Regions from separate parts of the Homo sapiens genome. Here regions 1, 2 and 3 are each linked to region 4. A link is a loop called in an ENCODE intact Hi-C map of the cell type or tissue named here. Cell type or tissue: mammary epithelial cell. All regions are shown on one strand. Each heading gives the region's core, and the rest is flanking DNA. Links, peaks and the distances in the headings are about the cores only.

Region 1 (5,419 bases), core at 240-5,239, 460 kb after region 4:
AATCCATGTGGAATGTCTGTGTGTGCATGTTTGTGTGTATAATACCCAAAATGCTTGATCAGGTAAGCATTTCATATCTGAAGAGGCTGTCCTGGCACCAGGATTCGGGACAGGAAGCATGGCATGCCAGAAGAGTACATCTCTGTATCTCTTTAGTTGGAGTCCACCCAGGATTCTATGGTCCTAATTAATATAGTGTTATAAGCCTGGATACCTGGGGAGTCAAGTCTACCTATTTTGGTAGATAGGCCTTGTCTGTTTGTGATGGCGCTTTTGATCTGTCAACCTGGTCAGGCTACAGGCCAGTTATACAAACATAATCCAGGTACTGCTGTGAAAGAATTCGGCCTATGGAATTACAGCTCTTAAGTCAGTTGACTTCAAGTAAGGAAGATTATTCTGGATTATCTGGGTAGGCCTGATTGAATTGTTAGAAGGCCTTAAATGCAGGACTGAGGTTTCCCCAGGAGAGAGAAGAAATTCCACCTGTGGATGAGAGCTGTGGCTTGTTCCTGTGAAGTCTCATTGTGCTCATGACGACTTTCTGCATGCATTTGGGACTTGTTTAACCAGCCCCTGCAATCATGTATGCCAATTCCTTGCAATAAATTTCTGTGTCTCTCGCTGTTTCTCTTTGTCCCTGTCTGCCTCTCTGTTTCTGTATTTCTCTCTGTATGTATGTGTGTATACATACACACACACATATATATTCATATATATATATATATATTTCTTCCTCTGCTTCTCTGTTTGAACCTTGACTTAAGCATTCTTCTCTCTTTCATATATATTACAAAATCAACTTGTCAGGTTGATTTTGTAATTTATACATGTTTGGGTTTCAATGTATATTACATTAAATCTATATGATAATTTGGATGGAATTGATATCTTCACAGAATTGAATCTTTCTATCCATGTTTTTCCACTTAGGTCTTTTTAATACCTTTCCATAGAGTTATAATTTTCTGCAAAAGCTTTATTTTTGTAGCTGTTACAAGTGTCAATTTCTAAACCTTGTTCTTATAAAAGACATACATAAAAATTGCATGGCTTAATGAATTATTATAAACACGCATATAATCACTGCTCAGGTTAAGAAACAGAACATTGCCTGAAGCTTGCTGAGTGCCTCTGCCTGTTCACAACCCACTTCCTCTACCTGAAACACAATCATTATTCGGACCTTAGAAAACTGCCTCACTTCCTTTTCTCCCTCTTGTCCTTCCACAATTTTGTCACTTCTGTAAGAATTTCTAAATAATATGATTTAGCACTTTATAGAAATGGAATCAGGCAGCAGTGTGAGTCCATATTATTATTTAAACTTTACTCTTTCTCATTAAATACGTGTTTATCATTATGAAATGACCCTCATTGCCTCTTAAAGTCTTTTTTTTACTTTAATGTCTACTTTGTGTGATATTAATAGAGCACACTAAGATTTTCCCCATCCTTTTATGTTTTGCCTTTCTGAATCCCTATTCCTGGTGACCACTGTGGTTTGCCACATCTTAAAAATATTTTTGCAGAGAACCCTTTACTATGTTATTGCCCTCTGAGCTACAAGACATTATATATTTGGTACAGATTTTCTAGTTTTTTTAAGAGGATGGCGAGTGCAAATTAAATTCATCTGATTTGCTTTTATTAGAAGCAGAGTCCCCAGTTGTATCTTCTTTTAAATTGCTTTTTATTTGTGGATGGCTTTATAAAATAAGTTTTTGTGCATTGATCCTACACCCTGCAGACTTGCTAAACTCGTTAATTTTTAGCTTTTTATATATAAATTCTTTCAAATTTCCATGTAGATAATCATATTATTAGCAAATGATGAGAGATTTCATTCTTTTTGATCCTTACACCTTATATTTCTTTTCCTTGTCTTGCACTGGCAAGTATCTCCAATACAATAAATATAAAATAGCAATTAGGCTTTGGTTTCTGATTTTAAAGGGAATCCATTTAATGTTTTGCACTAAGCAAAATATTTGCATGTTTTTTAAAATTGGTATGCTTTATCAGATCAAGCAAATTCCTTTTTATTCCTAGTTTGCTAAGAGATTTTTTAAAAACATCATAAAGTGTTATTGAGTTTTATTAGAGCTTATTCTGAATCTATTAAGATGATCATACGGTTTCTCTGAATCTGTTATTGTGGTGAGTTACATTCTTAGGTTTTTCTAATGTTGAACCAATTTTGCACCTTGAATAAATTCTACCTGATTATGTGCATTATCACTTTTATACATTTATTGATTTGGTTTATTTAGAGCTTTTGCATCTACGTTCTTAAATGGCCTGGAATTTAACTTTTGTATAATGTCCATGTCTGATTTGACAGCATGTTTACACAAACCTCATTAAATGAGTTGGGGAGTGTCTCCTGTTGTTCTTTCTTTGAAAGAACTAGTATAAGCTTGGAATTATGTGTTCCTTGAATACTCAGGAGAGCTCACTTGTAAGCCCTCTGGGTTCTGTGTTCTCTGTGGGAAGACTGTAACTACTGATTTAATTTATAGGCTGGATCTACCATCATTAAAGATTCTCACCATGGGAATGCCTGCTGTACCAGCAGAGCCCAGGCTGTGTGACAGCTGGGAAGTCCCTATTACCTTGCTGTCCTCCTGTCCCTTTCCAACTTTCCTGGAGGCAAAATCCACAGGGGCTGCAGCTCCCCCCAGTGGCTACAGAAGAGCAGCTCTGAAGGAGAGCTTGTTAGCGGTGGGCAGCTGCAGCCTGGGGAACCACATAGGCTCTGGGCACTTGCCTGCACCGTCCAAAGGCTGCCATCTTCTCCATCTTTGAGTAGGCTTGCTCGAGTCAGGAGGAAATAAGGACCGAGAGGGACAAGTGAGAACCAAGAAAGGAGGGCTAGTGAGAGTGTAATGGTTCTGTAGGCTCCCCATTGTACGGCTCACTGACATTTAGTTGCTAGATAGGGGATAGCCCAGGGAGGGGGCAGTGGTGGCAGCCATGTGGTGGGTGCCTGGTCAGAGGGCGGGCTCAGTTTGGCAGCTCTTTACCAGCCAGTAAGGACAGAGATCTCAACATTTTAATGTCTGTTGTAGCTGTTCTACTGTGCACCAGCTCTGAACACTGGATTTAGATTTCTGGATTGACATTATTTTCTTTCAGCTCTTTGAAGATATTATATCACAGGCATCTGGCTTCATTATTCTGTGAGAATTTAGCTATTAATCAAACTGTAAATTCTTTGTAGATAATTTATCTTTTCTCTCCAACAGCTTTTGGTGTCTTTTTCCTCTTCTAGTGTCTTACAGTTTCATGATAACATATCTAAGTGTCATTTCTCTGTATTCAGCCTGCTTGGCTTCCTGATGGGAGGACTGGACTCTTGCATCAGTATTAGGAAGTTGTCAGGTGCTGTCTTTTGATTGTTGCCCTCCTCATTCTCTCAATTACCTCCTTCTGAATTGCCTATTGTGCCTTCTCACTTTTTCCTCATATCTTTCCATCACTTCATTTCTCTCTGATGACTTCTAGATAAATTCTTCAGATCTAACTCTCACTTTTTTGATTTTCTATGATAATTCCAGCATTTGAAGTGTTTGTGAGTCTACTCTTGGGATATATCACTTTGCTGATTCTCACTCAAGTGACTTGTTTCCTTTGTGTTTTCTGGTTTTTAATTGTAAGGTCTGAATTTTTTTTTCTTTAAACCTTTATCTGTGAGAGATATTTGAGGTTCTGAATTTGAAGTACTTGGGTCAGGGATCTCTTTAAGCTAAATTTTCATATTGGGGGTTTGCAGTAACCATGAAAGTAGTGTGAATTCCAGACCCAAACCCAGTTTGTTATGATATTGTAGTTACTAATTTTGCAGAAAAGATAGCCCCACTCCTGCCAGTTTACCAGAGACAAGGCAAAAATAACCAAGTGAATATTACTACTTGCTTTCTCTATGAGGGATGGAGGTTAGAGAGGCTCTATTTTACTCACTGTAGATGTCAGCCTTGAGAATCTCAGCGTTGAAAGTCATGGTTCTCTTACCCAGTCTCCTATGTGTCCTTCTTGACTTGGGCCCAGACATTCTCCAGGCTCTGGTGCTTGGCCAATTAATTTTCTCCAGGTTTTTCTGTAAGCTCTGTAAGGTAAGGTTTCACTTCATGTCTAGCAGTCATATTGCCGGGAGTGAGTGTACACTGTACTTGAAAAGAAACCCATTTTACAATTAGGAAACTGAGGCACAGAGAGATTAAGTAACTTGCCCAGGATCATAGAACTAGTAAGTGGTCAAGTTGGGACTGAGATCTAGGCAGCTGACTCTGCTGACCAAGTACTTAAACCAAACACAGGCTGCCCTATGGTAATTCTTCATTCTTCTTAATCTACCTCCACAAATGTTCTGTTGGGCTTTTTTTTTTTTTGATGAAGTCTCGCCCTGTCACCAGGCTGGAGTGCGGTGGCACGATCTCAGCTCACTGCAATCTCTGCCTCCCAGGTTCAAGCAATTCCCCTGCCTCAGCCTCCTGAGTAGCTGGGACTACAGTCACGCACCACCATGCCTGGTTAATTTTTTGTATTTTAGTAGAGACAGAGTTTCACCATGTTTGCCAGGATGGTCTTGATCTCCTGACCTCATGATCCTCCCGCCTTGGCCTCCCAAAGTGCTTGTTCTGTTGGGCTTTCTAAACATTTTTTTCCTAGGCATTACATTTTTTTTTGGAAGTAACTCCAGGAAGCTCACTATTTTGCAAACACTCTGGATGTATTACCCTGGTTTAAGGTACCTCATAAGAAACGGGAAAGGAGTAAAGCTGGGAAGGTGGGAAATGGAGTTCTGTTGATTCATTTGAAAAGGCATTAATACTGTGAGAAGGTGACCAGGAAACAGCCTCTCCAAGCACCTTGAGAAGTTTTCTGAATGAATGTAGATAGCTAATGGGAATCTCAATGGAAACAGAGGGACAGTCCCTGATGCTTTATACAGGTCACCTCTCTCTCTAACAACTCTTGGGGCTTCAATGCTCGCTCCTGGTGAACAACTCTTGGGGCTAGATGCTCATAGTTCTGTAGGGTGGGAAGTCCAAGATCAAGGCATGAGATCAAGATCAGACTAAAAAACAAGAGAGCTCTCTGAGGCCTATTTTTTAAAGGCAATGGTTCCATTCATGAAGGCCCCACTTTCATGACCTAATCAGCAACCCAAAATCCTACCTCCTAATACCATCACGTTAGTGACTCAGATTTCAACATAGGAATTTCGGAGGGCACATTTGGTCTGTAGCATGAGTATATGGTGTCTATTGTATACGTCTTTCAACATTTTAATATGTTTGAACATTTTCACAATTAAATATAGACGAGAAGGGGAAAAAAGTAGCCTGGGGTCGATCCCTACCTCATTGCAGGTTCCTTTCAAGTGACTTCTCACTTTTGTCAGCAAATATACTTA
Region 2 (5,419 bases), core at 333-5,332, 190 kb after region 4:
AACAACAGATGCAGGAGAAGATGTAGAAAAATAGGAATGCTTTTACACTGTTGGTGGGAGCGTAAATTAGTTCAACCATTGTGGAAGACAGTGTGGCAATTCCTCAAGGATCTAGAACTAGAAATACCATTTGACCTAGCAATCCCATTACTGGGTATATACCCAAAGGATTATAAATCATTCTAATATAAAGACACATGCACATGTATGTTTATTGTGGCACTATTCACAATAGTAAAAACTTGGAGCCCAAATGTCCATCAGTGATAGACTGGATAAAGAAAATGTGGCACATATACACCATGGAATACTGTGAAGTCATAAAAAAGGATGAGTTCATGTCCTTTGCAGGGACATGGATGAAGCTGGAAGCCATCATTCTCAGCAAACTCTCACAAGAACAGAAAACCTAACACTGCATGTTCTCACTCATAAGTAGGAGTTGAACAATGAAAACACATGGACACAGGGAGAGGAACATCACACACCGGGGCCTGTCGGGTTGAGGGGCTAGTGGAGGGACAGTATTAGGAGAAATGCCCAATGTAGGTGACGGGTTGATGGGTGCAGCAAACCACCACGGCATGTGTATACCTATGTAACAAAACTGCACGTTCTGCACAGAACTTAAAGTATACGAAAAAAAAATAAAAAAAAGTTTAGTGTTAGCCTATATGTATGTATGTATGTATGTATGTATGTTTTGAGGCCATGTCAAGAAAAATGGAATTATTAATACCATAATTCTTAATAATTATTACTGTAGTTACTAATAATTGCTGCTATCAGGTTAGGAATACAATACAACCATGGTGGAGAAAGTTTGGAAGCTAAAAAATATATTTGATGAAATTCTACCTCCATATCACAGGAATTATCAACATTTGCATTTATTTCCTGCCAATGTTTCTTTATGACCATTGTGTTTTTTAATGGTTATGAATGTATTATACTTATAATTTTATAGTGGTAAAATATCCATATCACAAATTTATCATTTTAACCATTTTTAGTATACAGTTCAATGGCATTAAGTACATACCCACTGTGCAACCATCCTCACCATCCATCCCCAGGAAGGTGGAATTTTTCATCTTCCCAAACTGAAACTGTACTCATGAAAAAACCCTCCTCATTCTCCCCTCGCCCCAGCCCCTGGCACCCACTGTTTTCTTCTTCTTTCTTTTTTTTAAATAAGTGAGTTCTTTTAAATGGATTCTTTGGGATAGAAATGTCTCTCACACGTTTCTACTGGAGATAATTCTGTTCTCAGGAGCTACACAAATGCCAATAATCATTTACGATATTTTTGGTGACCCAACTATGCTTATGTATCCAACATGGTTATAGTTTTATTCATTCACTTGGTCATTCAACAAAAACTTGTTGCATCATGTCTTGACCTGAATATCCCTAAAAGCAGAGCCAGAGACAGGTAGTTTATTTGAGAAGTGATTCCAGGGAGCAAGAGTGAGAGACCAGGGACAGAAGGAAGGAGGGAAAGACAGTACAAGGATGTATTATGAAGTTGGCCAGTATTGTAGGCGACCATGCTCCAACCGCCGGACCTCCTGAGAAGCTTTCTAAAGTGGGTCTCGTAACTGTCCACATTGGCCAAGGATGGCCCCACAAATATTAACACTGTGCAGACTGGCTTATGCATGCTTGTGTGGCCAGGGTGTTCTCACAGGGTCCCACTCCTCTGGCTGGAGAAACTCAAGGACAGGAACAGAGAGGTACATGGCCTAGACCCAGGTGAGGCACTAACAGATTGCACCTACACAAAGTGGGTGTAAGTTTGCACAGAACTGGTTGCTGAGGTGGTGGCTGGAGTGGAAGGTAGGGCTGAGAGGGTGTGAAGTGGTGCCTAGGAGATGTCCCATACACACAGGCCCTGAACCAGGCACTGATTTGGACACACTGTGATAAGCAGGAGGAGGCATGGGCCCTTCCTCATGGAACTTGCAAACACAGGTAGGTGGTGGTGAATAGGCATACAGGAGCAAGTGGCAGCTGCAGGATCATCATGTAGGAGGCTCATGACCCAGGACTGTTGTGAATGTGCCATCTGACCACATGAGAGTAGCTGCCTGGCACTGTACTAGGCAAAGGGGGGAATATAGGGGAACAGGAAAATACAGACCCTGGCCTCACGGATCTGGTAGGGAAAGCAATGATAAATAAATAATTTCCCTAAGACAATTACCCGTCATGTAACATTAGGAAGGAGAAGTCTATTCTATTCTGAGAGGCATAACAGGGATTCTGGGAAGTTGATTGAGCCAGGAAAGTTTCTTTTTAGAAATGGTATTTAATCACAGACTAAAGGATGATATGCTATTAAATAAACATTAATCGGCCAGGCACAGTGGCTCACGCCTGTAATCCCAGCACTTTGGGAGGCCAAGGTGGGCGGATCACAAGGTCAGGAGTTTGAGACCAGCCTGACAAATATGGTGAAACCCCCGTCTCTACTAAAAATACAAAAATTAGCTGGGCATGGTGGCATGTGCCTGTAATCCCAGCTACTTAGGAGGCTGAAGTGGGAGAATCACTTGAACCCAGGAGGCAGAGGTTGCAGTGAGCCAAGATCACGCCACTGCACTCCAGCCTGGGCGACAGAGCGAGATTCCATTTCAAATAAATAAACAAATAAATAAATAAACAAACAAACATTAACCAGCTATTATGGCTCAGCTGCTAGGAACACACTATATAAATTACCATCTTTTCCCCTCAAATTGCTCACAAGTCAGTCGTGGAGACAAATGAATGATGACTTCTGAATCAGAAAAAGGTAAGTAGTATTTCAGTATAATGCAAACACAGAGAATTGGCCTGGGGAAACTGGGGCAGTTTCAGTACAGGGGACAGTGCTTCTGGCTGGGTCCAGAAGGAGTTGGAGGAATTTGCCAGGTGAATGATGGGGACTCTGACAGAGTATATTTCATCCTGGGAAGTGAATCTGCAATGCATTATTGGGAGTCTTCAAGTCATCAATGAGAATTTTAAGTTTGACTTTTACTTTCAGGATAATCTTTTTAAAGTTACTTTTAAGTTTATTCATTCAACTTATCACTGGACACTGCTGTACAATTTCAGGGTTCACATTTTCAAATGCATTTATTATCACAGGATACCAAGAAACACTTTAACTATCTTTTGCCACGCAGGAATTCAGGCCCAGAATGTGGAGAGAGATTCTAATTTCTAGATTATAATACAAGTTGGAAATTCAGCGTTTCATGTGAAATGTTCTAATTTTTAAATGTTGGCAACTAATTTTTTTTCAACATTGTCCATGGTAACAAAACAAAAACACAGGTCACATGTTTGCAGCTCCTGTTCTTTGGGTTTCAGGGTCATTAACAAGGTATTGTTTTCCACCCAGTGGCCATGTAGTTTTACTGCAGTTTGAAGGGCTTCAAGGAAATTTGCTTCCTGCAGTGCTGACCTTGAAACCCCCAACATGTAAAGCCCACCAAAAAGGACAAGGGCCTAACGAGGAATTCAGCAGGAGAGAAGAGGTGGTCTGGCCACTGGGTTGAGCTTGCACCACGGGGAAGCCGGTTCTGGAGCAGCCCAGGAATGAGGGGTAAAGCCCATCAGAACACAGTCGTGGCGCTCTGCTTCGGGATACGTGGCTGAGCTTGTGGAAGGGGAACCATCTCATAGCTCAAGCAAGGGTGTCAGTGAGCAGTGGTTGAACGCAGGATGTGTTCGACTGCAGTATCATATGGCTGCCACCACAGCAGTGATTGTCATGGAGACTGGAATTTTTGGTTTTCTCTACTGGGTTGTGAAAGTGATGCTTTTTTGAGTGAGAAAATCCTTTTGATTTGGCAAATTTGGAGGTCTGGATGAGGAGAGGGCTAAAGAGGGAGAAAATGGATTGTGGCAGAGGTTGCTAGTTGCTTCTCTTTAACATCTGTTTTCCTTCTTTTCCTTAGTATTAGCATTCTCCAGTTTTCAGCCGGGCACACAGCCACCTCCAGGTGACTGTATCACTAAATGCCTTTTAAAGGGCAGAAGAAAACTAATTTTTAAAAAGTTCAACAGCATCAATAATTTCACCTATTTATATTTTAAATCAGCAATCAGTGTGAAAACTCTAAAAAGGTCTAAAGGCATTACCTTGGTAGTTCCCAAAACTAGAGCAGCAGAGCAAGAGCCAAAACCTCCTCCGGTACGAAATTTGCAAAAATAATAGTTGACAGGTAAAATGTCACCCTTTTTAAAATTCTCTGAACAAAGAAGGCTATCATTTGTCTTACATCTAATCAAAAACATTTTGTAAAATTATGATACAGAGTCTCCTCTGTAGGGAGGGTACAGGTAGGCTTGTAGAATTAGAGAGACATGGATTCCAATGAGCAAATGAGATTACTTGACAAGAGAACAGACAGAATTAATAAGACTGGCTCTTGCCGCATCCTTGGTGGTTTAGGGACATGGTTCTGATAGAGTTCAAAGCTCTTGCATGAGGCAAATTGGTAAATATTCGGCCTGACACTTCTTGCACAATCATCTTAAATTATAAAGCAGTAAAAAAAAGCTAAGACTATTCCATTCTTGTGACTTTTTGATGTTTTCCAAATTGAGTTTTAACAGAAATAATAGCAAATGTGAACATTCAAAGTCAATCTCTATACCAATAGCACCCCTCAGCCCAGCTTCCTTCTCTGTCTATTTAGACTTGTTCTGATAGATATTTCAAGGGTGATCTCAATTGTACTCATGGAAAATAGCATTTCTGGGAAAGATTTCTACAAGGCTGAATTCTTCCTGTTGACTAATTCTCCTACATATAGTATTTCCATGTATAGCAGCAACTTCATCCACAGTTGCTCAGATAATTTTAAACGCCACTTAAAGGTTTAACAGGAACACTTTTGGTCCCATCTGTGGGGGTGGGAGGGCTAGGCTCTAAGAACAGAATTAAACTCATATTTTGAAGTGTAGTATGCAAATCAGGTTGCCAAAACAACTGCTTCTGTGACTCTTAGAAGAGATTTAAGATGGAGCCAAGAGTTGAGACAAAGGCTAAAGAGATCAGAGAATGAGAATCGAGGATTCCTAAGGTGAAAGTTTTTGAAGGATTGTGGCATTTTCCCATTCTTTTGGTGAGGGAAGAAGTGTGCTTCCCCTCTTCTTAATCCAAGTGAGAAAGACTTTGGGGGAGTCACATAAGGAACTTGATCTATGTCCTCTGGAATTCAGTGGACTAGTGTCTGAACTCTGAGGATGGCTGTTCAGGTTGTACAATGCACAACTCTAGAAGGTCCCATTCACATAGACAACAATGTTTAGAAATCTGCAAACTATATTTGGAGACTCTGGGTGTCTGACTCTCCTAGAGGTAAGCTATGGTGGTTGGAGCTGCAGTTAGTTAATTGCAAAGAGGAAAACAAGGGCACTA
Region 3 (5,419 bases), core at 347-5,346, 230 kb after region 4:
GAGTTTCTGGGAATATTGCAGAAAACATCCTAAAAATATCACTGCTAACCTAACTACAAATGCTAGATTAAGACTTAAAAAAAATCTTTTAAAATAGACAGTTCACAGTGACAAGGGAATAAGGTCTTCAAAGGCAGTCCATGCATGACTACGGACATGGCACAGATGCAGAGAGGACATGGCATCAAGGCCGTGGATGGGTTAAAGGGCATCTTTCCATGCACTGGGACCTGGAACTCTGATTTCAAGAGCTACATGGGATGCAGGGCCACATGGGAGGCAGGGACCTTGCAAGGTGATATTCAGTTCAGAAAGCCCCATTTAAGCTACGATTTCAAAGGGCTGCCCCACAAAGACTGAAAGTAAAAAACTTTGCTGGTCTTGACCTTTCCTCTAAGTAAAATGGAAAACAACAACAAACGAACAAACAAAACCCACCTCTCCTAAGAACGCATAGTAAGAACAAGCTCCTGGCGGCTGGGTGTGGTGGCTCACGCCTGTAATCCCAGCACTTTGGGAGGCTGAGGTGGGCCAGTCACCTGAGGTCAGGAGTTTGAGACCAGCCTGGCCAACATGGTGAAATCCCGTCTCTATAAAAAATTACAAAAATAAGCCAGGTGTGATAGTGCATGCCTGTAATCCCAGCTACTTGGGAAGCTGAGGCAGGAGAATTGCTTGAACCCGGGAGGCGGAGGTTGCAGTGATCCAAGATTGTGCTCCAGCCTGGGAGATAGAGTGAGACTCTGTATCAAAAACAAACAAACAAACAAACACCAAAAAACTTCTGTGCAGGTTTGGGGCTCCAACTCACACTGCTTGCATGGTCTCTCCAAATCCCAAGCCAAGAAGGTAAAGTAGTAGTACCAGGCTGGTAGCATTCTTCTCCCTTATGCTCCTGGCCAAAGCAAACATAAATTCTTTCTGGGTAAACCAACAACAACCCAGACATACAGCATTCCTGCAGATAATGCTCCAATAACTATGAACTCACAGAATCAAATAATTTTTTTTTGTAAAAAAAGGAAACAAAGTCCAATAAGCAGGAGTTAGCTAAGAAAACCTGCAGAGGAATCACATTTACAAAGATTTCAGATGTTAACGTTAGTGTTTGCAGAATATAAATGATTTAGAAGTTTGAGGAAGAAATTAGGAAATCAGAATTACATACCAGGAAGAGACTGTTAACTGACTAGGTAGATTTCAAAAGAAACAATTGTACGCTCACCCCTCCCACTGCCCTCACACAAAACAAATGAAAACAACATTCAATGGATGGACTGAACAACAGATTAGGTGCAGGCAGAGAGTATTGGTGTACTGAGAATTATCTGAAGAAATTACACAGACTATAGTACGAAGACACAAAATAAATGGGAAATATCACAGACAAGCTAAAAAAAAAAAAAAAAAAAGAGGAGATTTAATATTAAAGTTCCAGAAGGACAGAAAAGAGAATGGGGAGAAGATACTAGCTAAGAATTTTCCGAAAGTGATATGATATGTGATGTGGTGTGCTGTTCCATAGATCCAGGACGCCTGAAGGGCCCCACGCAAAAAATAAAAAAATAAAACTACAAAAAAAACTCTCACCAAAGTACATCATAATCAAATTTCATATTATCAAAGATAAAAAGAAGCTCTTAAAAGCAGCCAGAGAAAAGACATATTTACAAAGAACTGCATTTAGACAGAGTTCAACTTTATTTTATTACCATGATTGCTCTGAGGAACTGATTCCTACATGCCAGCCATTAGCCCTCGTTTCTTTGAATGCTGCCCAGATGGGCCTGCAGTATTGCCAGGTGGACCTCTGCACAAGTAGTAGCAGTTACATTCATGTCTTATTTCAGGTAAGTGGGATTATGTCCATTTTGATGTCTCCCCTGGAAGTCTGACCTGAAAGGATTGTATCAACCAATCCTCTTATCCTCTGGGAAAAGGAGACAAAGGACAAAGGACAGGAAAGGAAGGGGAGGGGAGGGGAGGGGAAGGGGAGGGGAGGGGAAGGGGAGAGAAGGGAGAGGAGGGGAGGGTGTGGTCACCTGGGGCTGGCTGCAACCTAAGATCACTGTCCTTCTTACAAGTTGGACTTCTCTCCACGGACTCTCTCTTCAGCAACCCCATGAGTACTCCCTCCCCTCCCTCAGATTCAGGTGTAGTGACAGCTTGCTGTTAAAGCTCTGAGCTACTTTCTGCACCATCTCATGAGGGTCCCTTGCACTCTGCCCATGCATTAGTAAATAAACCATCCCAGAATGATCCTACCTTGGGCATGCCATCTGCTTCCTGTTAGGAACCTGACTGAATAACTTTCCAGCTTCTTCAGGACTCTGGAAACTCTTTGAGAGCTAGAATCCACTTTTCTTGCTTTTGATTCTCTCTGCATTTAGGGGAGAAATATTCCAGAAAGACTGATAGAAATACCAGCATTATGAAATAGAAATATAAAACACGTGCTCACCAAAAGCCTTCCTTAAACTCACTCTGTTTCCATCAAAATGAAACGATGGAGGTTGAGTACTGTCTATCACTCTTGGAGATGCTGTCTGTGTGGTCCACGTGTAGTTGGTTTCTTGGGCTAGTTCTCATGTGAAGCAAATCCCTGTCCCTAAGTGTCTCTTATCGTTTGCTGCACAAAATTAGGGAAAGCATGGAAAGTTTTTGGAAGTGTTTCATGAGACTTAGGAAGGCCACTGTAGCCCCTGATTAGCTCATTTTATATCCCTGAAGTGAACATGTGCCATGTCTGTACTGAGATAAATCACCGTTTCAAATAATCTCAAAATTCCCTTCTCTCGTTACCTCTGAAGCAGCCTATTTCCATGTTCACTGCAGAAAAGTCTCATTACTCAGCCGGGCGCGGTGGCTCACGCCTGTAATCCCAACACTTTAGGAGGCCGAGGTAGGCGGATCACTTGAGGTCAAGAGTTCAAGACCAGCCTGGCCAACATGGTGAAATCCCGTTTCTACTAAAAATACAAAAATTAAATTAGCCGGGCGAGGTGACGCGGGCCTATAGTCCCAGCTACACGGGAGGCTGAGGCAGGAGAATCGAGAATCGCTTGGACCCGGGAAGTGGAGGTTGCAGTGAGCCGAGATCGCGCCACTGCCCTCCAGCCTGGGAGACAGAGAGATACTCTGTCAAAAAAAAAAAAAAAAAGTCTCATTACTCAAAGTTATTAAAGCAATTGTTACCTTTGGTGCCTACCCTTTTCCTGGTCATATTTCAAAGCAACCTTCCTTGCTAGATAATTTATTCTATGCTTGTTTTATGAATGGCTTCCCTGTGACTCCTCCAGCTGCTGAAATCCTGCGCTCCCCAAATGGTGCGCTTGAGTAGCTGCTCTGCCCTGCGCTGCCCTCTAGCGGCACAAGTGTGTCAGAGCAGCGGCTCCCCTGCCTTCCCGCAGCAAGGGGCTGCCAGTATTGAATTCTCCAGCCCTCACCATTTCTCGGCCTCCAGTTTCCTGTTTCTTGCTAGAGTTCTCCCTCGCTGCAGCCTCTTGACCAGAAGAGGATCAACTTGAATGGTCAGCGGCTTTCCTGAACCCTAGTTTGAGTCAAAGTGCCCCCGAAATACAGAAAATCTTGCTGTACACCCTACACCACTTTGGAGCAACTCGTTCGGAATGCAGCCCTTTTGACGTTAACCTCCCATTCAGCACCCTTGGCAAGCTGAAAAAAAGATGTGGCTGGGCCAGATTCACCACCCTTATCCCCACCTCCTCTTACATCTTTCTCCACCCTCCCATCACACTCTCTCCTGACGGAGAGGAGCTATTTGGAAAGACAAAGTAACATGACAAAATTAAGTAATATGTCAGCATAATAATTGGAGGTGAGTGGTACCAGCAGTAAGGGTTGTCAGTCGTGTGGATGCTTTTTTTTTTTTTTTTTTGACGGAGTCTCGCTCTGTCGCCCAGGCTGGAGTGCAGTGGCGCTGGATCTTGCCTCACTGCAACCTCTGCCTCCCGGGTTCAAGCAATTCTCCTGCCTCAGCCTCCCGAGTAGCTGAGACTACAGGCATGCACCACCATGCCCAGCTAATTTTTGTATTTACTTTAGTAGAGACGGGGTTTCACCATGTTGACCAGGCTGGTCTCGAACTCCTGGCCTCAGGTGATCTGCCCGCCTCGTCCTCCCAAAGTGCTGGGATTACAGGCGTGAGCCACCGTGCCTGGCCCTTGTAGGTGCTCTAAGATGAAGAATTCCAAACTGCTAACCGTCAGCACACGTCGTTCATAAGAAAGCACAGCAGAGGATGCCATCCAGAGTCCAGGATGAAGCCAAGAGGGAGCCTCTGGAGCCGGTAAATCTGTCTCTGTTATTCAGTGATGAGGCTGGGACTCTCAAGGAAGGGCAGAAAGGCACCCAGAGGATTCTGAAGAGAGAGACCAAAGGGAGGGGCTTTCCAATGCCTATCTGAGGGGGACCCTTTACAAATTACAAAGTGACTAATGAAAAAGGTAAAAATGAACATTTTGCAACATTATCTACCCTCTGCATACTCATTTCTATTTTCATATTGTTTTCTTTGTGATAACGTATTTTACCTGCGAACTATCTCAGGTGTTGAAGTGCAAGTTAAAAAATTACATAAGTTGGGGCGCGGTGGCTCACGCCTGTAATCTCAGCACTTTGCGAGGCCAAAGCTGGTGGATCACTTGAGGTCAGGAGTTCAAGATCAGCCTGGACAACACGGTGAAACTCCGTCTCTACTAAAAATGCAAAAGTTAGCCTTGGTGGCGCAGGCCTGCAAGCCCAGCTACTCAGGAGGTTGAGGTGGGAGAATCGCTTGAACCCAGGAGGCAGAGGTTGCAGTGAGCCAAGATCACCCCACCACACTCCAGCCTGAGCGACAGAGCAAGACTCCATCTCAAAACAAACAAACAAACAAAACTGAGGTGTAGATTGTAATCTCAGAAAAAAAGTCACATAATATTAAAGTAGAAGGTTCAATTATTTCCTGGTGCTAAAAGAAAATGATATTGCCCGCGTCCCTAGCTGTCATCTTATGTTTCCCCTGTGAAATATCACCAGTGTATAACTCAGTAGGCCTCAACCCTGACTGCACTGTAAAATAACCTAGAGAGTTTTCAAACATTGAATCAGAACAGGGAGGTAGAGAGAGAGCTGGACATCTGAAAGTTCCCTGATTGATGTGAACGTGTAGCATGGCTTGAGAACCACATTAGCGTTCATCATTCCAGGTGCATTTGGTGGTGTGTCAGAGGAATGGGGACATTCCAACAAGATTGCTGTGAGGAGACCACCCTCACATAGCAGCCATCAGCCCTCATCATTCCTAGAGGACTACCCAGTCTGGTTCGTGGCATTCCCGGGTGTAACTCTGCTTACACAATAGGAATGATATTCAGATGGGCTCATTTCAGGTCAACGTGGTTATGCTGTTTTCTTC
Region 4 (5,419 bases), core at 75-5,074:
TCAAACAAATTTACAAGAAAAAAAACAAACAACCCCATCAAAAAGTGGGCGAAGGATATGAACAGATACTTCTCAAAAGAAGACATTTATGCAGCCAAAAAACACATGAAAAAATGCTCATCATCACTGGCCATTAGAGAAATGCAAATCAAAACCGCAATGAGATACCATCTCACACCAGTTAGAATGGCAGTCATTAAAAAGTCAGGAAACAACAGGTGCTGGAGAGGATGTGGAGAAATAGGAAGACTTTTACACTGTTGGTGGGACTGTAAACTAGTTCAACCATGTGGAAGTCAGTGTGGCGATTCCTCAGGGATCTAGAAGTAGAAATACCATTTGACCCAGCCATCCCATTACTGGGTATACACCCAAAGGATTATAAACCGTGCTGCTATAAAGACACATGCACATGTATGTTTATTGCAGCACTATTCACAATAGCAAACACTTGGAATCAACCCAAATGTCCAACAATGATAGACTGGATTAAGAAAATGTGGCACATATACACCATGGAATACTATGCAGCCATAAAAAATGATGAGTTCATGTCCTTTGTAGGGACATGGATGAAGCTGGAAATCATCATTCTCAGCAAACTATCCCAAGGACAAAAAACCAAACACCGCATGTTCTCACTTATAGGTGGGAATTGAACAATGAGAACACATGGACACAGGAAGGGGAATATCACACACTGGGGCCTGTTGTGGGGTGAGGGGACGGGGGAGGGATAGCATTAGGAGATATACCTAATGCTAAATGACGAGGTAATGGGTGCAACACACCAACATGGCACATGTATACATATGTAACAAACCTGCACGTTGTGCACATGTACCCTAAAACTTAAAGTATAATAATAATAAAATTAAAAAAAAATGTGGTAGTAAAATATATGACAACAGTAGCGCAGAGAATGGGAGGTGGTGGGTGAACGTGTACTCCTCTATGGTGTTTCCTTGTATATGAACTGATTTAGTGTTAGTCTATGCTTAATTGTAGTAAGTTAGAGATGAATATTATAATCATTTAAAAATATGCAAAGAGATACCTTATTTATTTATTTATTTATTATACTTTAAGTTCTGGAATACATGTGCAGAACGTGCAGGTTTGTTACATAGGTATACACGTGCCATGGTGGTTTGCTGCACCCATCAACCCATCACCTACATTAGGTATTTCTCCTAATGCTATCCCTCCCCTAGCCCACCCACCCCCTGACAGGCCCCAGTGTGTGATGTTCCCCTCCCTGTGTCCATGTATTCTCACTGTTCAACTCCCATTTATGAGTGAGAACATGTGGTGTTTCGTTTTCTGTTCTTGTGTTAGTTTGCTGAGAATGGTGGTTTCCAGCTTCATCCATGTCCCTGCAAAGGACATGAACTCATCCTTTTTTATGGCTGCATAGTATTCCATGGTGTATATGTGCCACATTTTCTTTATCCAGTCTACCACTGATGGGCATTTGGGTTGGTTCCAAGTCTTTGCTATTGTGAATAGTGCTGCAATAAACATACGTGTGCATGAGTCTTTATAGTAGAATGATTTACGATCCTTTGGGTATATATCTAGTAATGGGATCACTGCGTCAAATGGTATTTCTGGTTCTAGATCCTTGAGGAATCACCACACTGTGTTCCACAATGGTTGAACTAATTTGCACTCCCACCAACAGTGTAAAAGCATTCCTATTTCTCCACATCCTCTCCAGCATCTGTTGTTTCCTGACTTTTTAATGATCACCATTTTAACTGGTGTGAGATGCTATCTCATTTTGGTTTTGACTTGCATTTCTGTATTGACCAGTAATGATGAGCTTTTTCCCCATGTTTTTTGGCCCCATAAATGTCTTCTTTTGAGAAGTGTCTCTTCATATCCTTTGCACAGTTTTTGATGGGGTTGTTTGGAGAAATCATTTTTAAATACAAGATATTATTAATAGAGGACATAAAATAGGATACCAAAAGATGACAGGAAAAGTGCATTAAAGGAAAGAGAACATTAGAAACAAATAGGAAACTAACAAGATGGTAGACTTAAACTCAACCATATCAATTATTACAGTAAATGTTAATGAACTAAGCACTTCCATTAAAAAGGATAAAAAAAGAAAGACCCAACTAGAAGCTGTTTAAAGGGAAACACTTTAATTCTAAAATCATAGCTAGTTTGCAAGTAAAAAGATAGAAAATATTTATTATGTAAGCACTAATTGTAAGAAAGTTGACATGGAGTATTAATATCAGACAAAGTAAAGTTCAAAACAAGAGTATTCCTAGAGATTAAAAAGGGATACTTTATTATGATAGAAGGATCAATTCATCAAGAAGACATACAATTCCTAAGTGTGAAGATACCTAACAGAGCTTCATAGTGTATGAGGCAAAAACTGACAAAACTATAGAGAAACAGACAAATCCACAATCAAATTTTGGGATTTTAACATTCCACTCTCAGTAATTGAAAAAAAAGTAGGCAAAGAAAAGCAGCAAGGATACAGATGATTTGAAGAACATTATCAAAAATTCAACTACTAAAGAAAACTACACACTATACACACCAATTATATATTATTCTGAAGTGTACATGGAATATTCATCAAGAAAGACTGTACCCTGGGCTATTAAAAGGTCAAACATTCAACACATTGAAATAACAGAATATTCTATGATCAAAATGAAACTATACTAGACATCAATAATAAAAAAGACATCTAGAAAATTCCCAAAGGTTTTGAAATGAAGCCACATTCTACTAAGTAACCCATGGCCAAAGAAGAAATCACAAGGGATAGTAGAAAACACGTACGAAGAACAACAATGAAAGTACAATATAACCGAACGACCAAGATGCAGCTAAAACAGTAATAAATGTGAAATCCACAGTTTTAGCTACTTATTTTGGAGCACAAGCATATTTCTATTTTAAAATGAGAATGGAAAAATATATTTCGATGTGGAATTTCGTTTTATAGCAAATGCGCTCTGAATGTCTCTGTGAATTGAGGAATATTTGTACACCAAATGAAATAAAAAGGCACCTACTGAAAAGATCGCTAGAGGGCACTATTATCAAACTTCCAGAGGAAACAGTTTTTAGTGTGGATAACTTAAGAAATGTTGTTAGCTCTAAAACTGACTCAAGATGGCATTGAGATTTTATTCCTCTGTTTTATAGATGAGACAATTGAGGTCCAAAGAAAGGAAATGACTTGCTTAATATCATACAAACACTAGTTGTAGAGTCAGAACTAGAACCCCAGTCTCCTGACTCATTAGAGAATCACATCATGATTCTGCACAAACTCAGACAGACCCAGACTTTCCTATACACTTGTGGCAAATGAGAGGCTCTTTTCCACTGGGGTTGCCCAGCTACTGTAATGCATGCCTGGCGTTGCTGGAGCTGCTGGATAGGGCTGGGCACTGGGGGAGTGTGCTCTATGGAGAAAGCCTGCCTGAGAGTGAAACCGTTATAGTGGAAGGTGTAAGCCAGGAATCGGGAGACGGGACTTGAGAGCATTTGAGCCAATAACCTGTGCCTGAAGCTAGTGCCACCTCTTGGACGTTTCTGTGATATTAGCTGGTAGGTTTTCTTTTTTTCTAAAGCTGGTGGGTGTGGGGGTTTTCTGTCACTTGCATCCAAAATTTCTGAATATGCCAAGCGTCTCTACTTTGCAGAAAGACCAATAGTATTCAAAACACATGGCTTTATTTTGGACAAAGCCAAAAAAGGTTCTGGGAAACTCACCAGGACTGTTTGAGAGGTGATAAAAACATATGAAGAGCTTCTCATGTTTCATTTTCTAGAAATTTTAGATCCTAAGTCATCAGTATGATTGTTTTTCTCTGCTGACTTCATTGCATTCTTGGAAGGCTAAATTATTTCAAAGGAGACTATTAAGAAAATGTGTGTTATATACTGGTAGAAAGTAGATGCAGGTTGTGTCGTCTTTAATATAATAGTGTTGTCACACTCTCCAGGGGCAGAGTAGGGAGCAAACATGGCTTGCCTGAACAGTTTATGTCCTTTGCTTTTATGTACATTGCCTTATTTCCACCACATAGCAAATCGGCGAAGTGTTCTCATGTCTATTTCACAGATGATATATAGACAAAGTCTAAAGTCACCCAGCTAGTATGTATAAATATTAAGATTGGAACTCAGTTCTATACTTTTGCTTTTATGCTAGAAGTACTTGTATCCTGTCCCAACACAATGCTGATAAACTTCCTAGGAACTTCAGAATGAATCACTTTTGATTGAGATGTTGGCTTTTAAACTGCTTTCATTTGCCATGATGAAAGTGTAATGTATTAAAAGGGCATAAAAATGCAGTTTTTCAACACATTCGCCACGCTATGATACAGTTTGGCTGTGTCTTCACCCAAATCTCATCTTGAATTGTAGCTCCCATAATTCCCACGTATTGTGGGTGGGACCTGGTGGGAGATAATTGAATCATGGGGGGCGGTTTCCCCCATACTGTTCTCATGTTAGTAAGTCTCACGAGATCTAATGATTTTATAAGGGGTTTCCCCTTTGGCTTGATTCTCATTCTCTTCGCCTGCTGCCATGAATGACGTGCCTTTTGCCTTCTGCCATGATTGTGAAGTCTCCCCAGCTGCGTGGAACTGTGAGTCCATTAAACCCCTTTTTCTTTATAAATTACCCAGTCTCAGGTATGTCTTTATCAGCAGTGTGAAAACGGACTAATACACTAGTTTTTGCTCAGAAAAGTTTCTTTTCTCCTTCCTCCTTTCTGAACCAGTTTAACCCACATTTTGCTTCTGTTTGAGGCATAACAAACCCAAAATGTGTAAACTGCCCTCATCTTAAGTGTACAGCCAGTCATTTTTAAACATCTTGATATCCATGAATCGTCACCCAGATTGAGATATAAAACATGTCTAGCAACCTAGAAGTTTGTCTCTTTGGTACTTGTTCATTTCCATCCAGAGGTAACAGGCTGGAGTCCAGTGGCATGATCACAGCTCACTGCAGCCTCGATTTCCTGGGCTCAAGTGATCCTCCCACCTCAGTCTCCTGAGTAGCTAGGACTGCAGGTGCACACCACCACATCCAGCTAATTTTGTTTTGTAAACATGGGGGTCTCATTATGTTGCCCAGGCTGCACCCAGCTCACGGTTCTCTTTAATGCATCTTCCATACTTAGATTTGTAATGTTTCATTTTATAGAATATTGAGAATGAAAAGGGGCTTGCTTTAGGGATTATCTAGCTTATCTCAGCCTCTGCTTACCAGGAAAGCACAATAGTGAGGAATATATGTTTCCCAGCCAAGGTTGCCCACCAAGGCCTCTTCACTTACAGTAGTCCTTTCCCATTCCCTTCTGTTATGGACTGAATGTCTCCCCCAGATCCCTGTGTTGAAGCCTAACCCCTAGTAT

What was found. Peaks named below come from ENCODE experiments on the same cell type or tissue, not always from the same donor. Only the 100,000 strongest peaks of a DNase experiment are listed, where the experiment ranks them.
Region 1: it touches region 4 in a loop (20-fold over the local background); 17 of 110 quality-filtered maps call a loop at or near these places.
Region 2: a loop joins it to region 4, with 10 times the contacts of the local background. A loop is called at or near these places in 17 of 110 quality-filtered maps.
Region 3: it touches region 4 in a loop (14-fold over the local background); 102 of 110 quality-filtered maps call a loop at or near these places.

Annotation. Positions count from the first base shown.
Region 1 is chr6:53,953,597-53,959,015 of GRCh38, forward strand. The region is part of intron 1 of LOC101927189 (a long non-coding RNA gene); the gene reads left to right. Among named protein-coding and RNA genes, the nearest start is that of MLIP-IT1, 43 kb to the right of the region's middle. In mammary epithelial cell, for the core only: a CTCF peak has its summit at 2,681 (motif pointing left); a DNase peak (open chromatin) is centred at 2,665.
Region 2 is chr6:53,676,208-53,681,626 of GRCh38, forward strand. No RefSeq gene overlaps it. Among named protein-coding and RNA genes, the nearest start is that of KLHL31, 13 kb to the left of the region's middle. In mammary epithelial cell, for the core only: a CTCF peak has its summit at 3,392 (motif pointing left); no DNase peak of the experiment used is centred there; H3K27ac peaks cover 543 bases.
Region 3 is chr6:53,722,647-53,728,065 of GRCh38, forward strand. It overlaps LOC124901334 (a long non-coding RNA gene), which reads left to right and starts at 4,125. Exons shown (of 3, transcript XR_007059620.1): 1 at 4,125-4,309. RefSeq lists a silencer at 109-294. In mammary epithelial cell, for the core only: a CTCF peak has its summit at 3,370 (motif pointing left); no DNase peak of the experiment used is centred there.
Region 4 is chr6:53,490,043-53,495,461 of GRCh38, forward strand. The region is part of intron 3 of GCLC-AS1 (GCLC antisense RNA 1); the gene reads left to right. Among named protein-coding and RNA genes, the nearest start is that of GCLC, 52 kb to the right of the region's middle. In mammary epithelial cell, for the core only: CTCF peaks have their summits at 3,064 (motif pointing right) and 3,573 (motif pointing left); a DNase peak (open chromatin) is centred at 3,369; H3K4me3 peaks cover 228 bases; H3K27ac peaks cover 728 bases.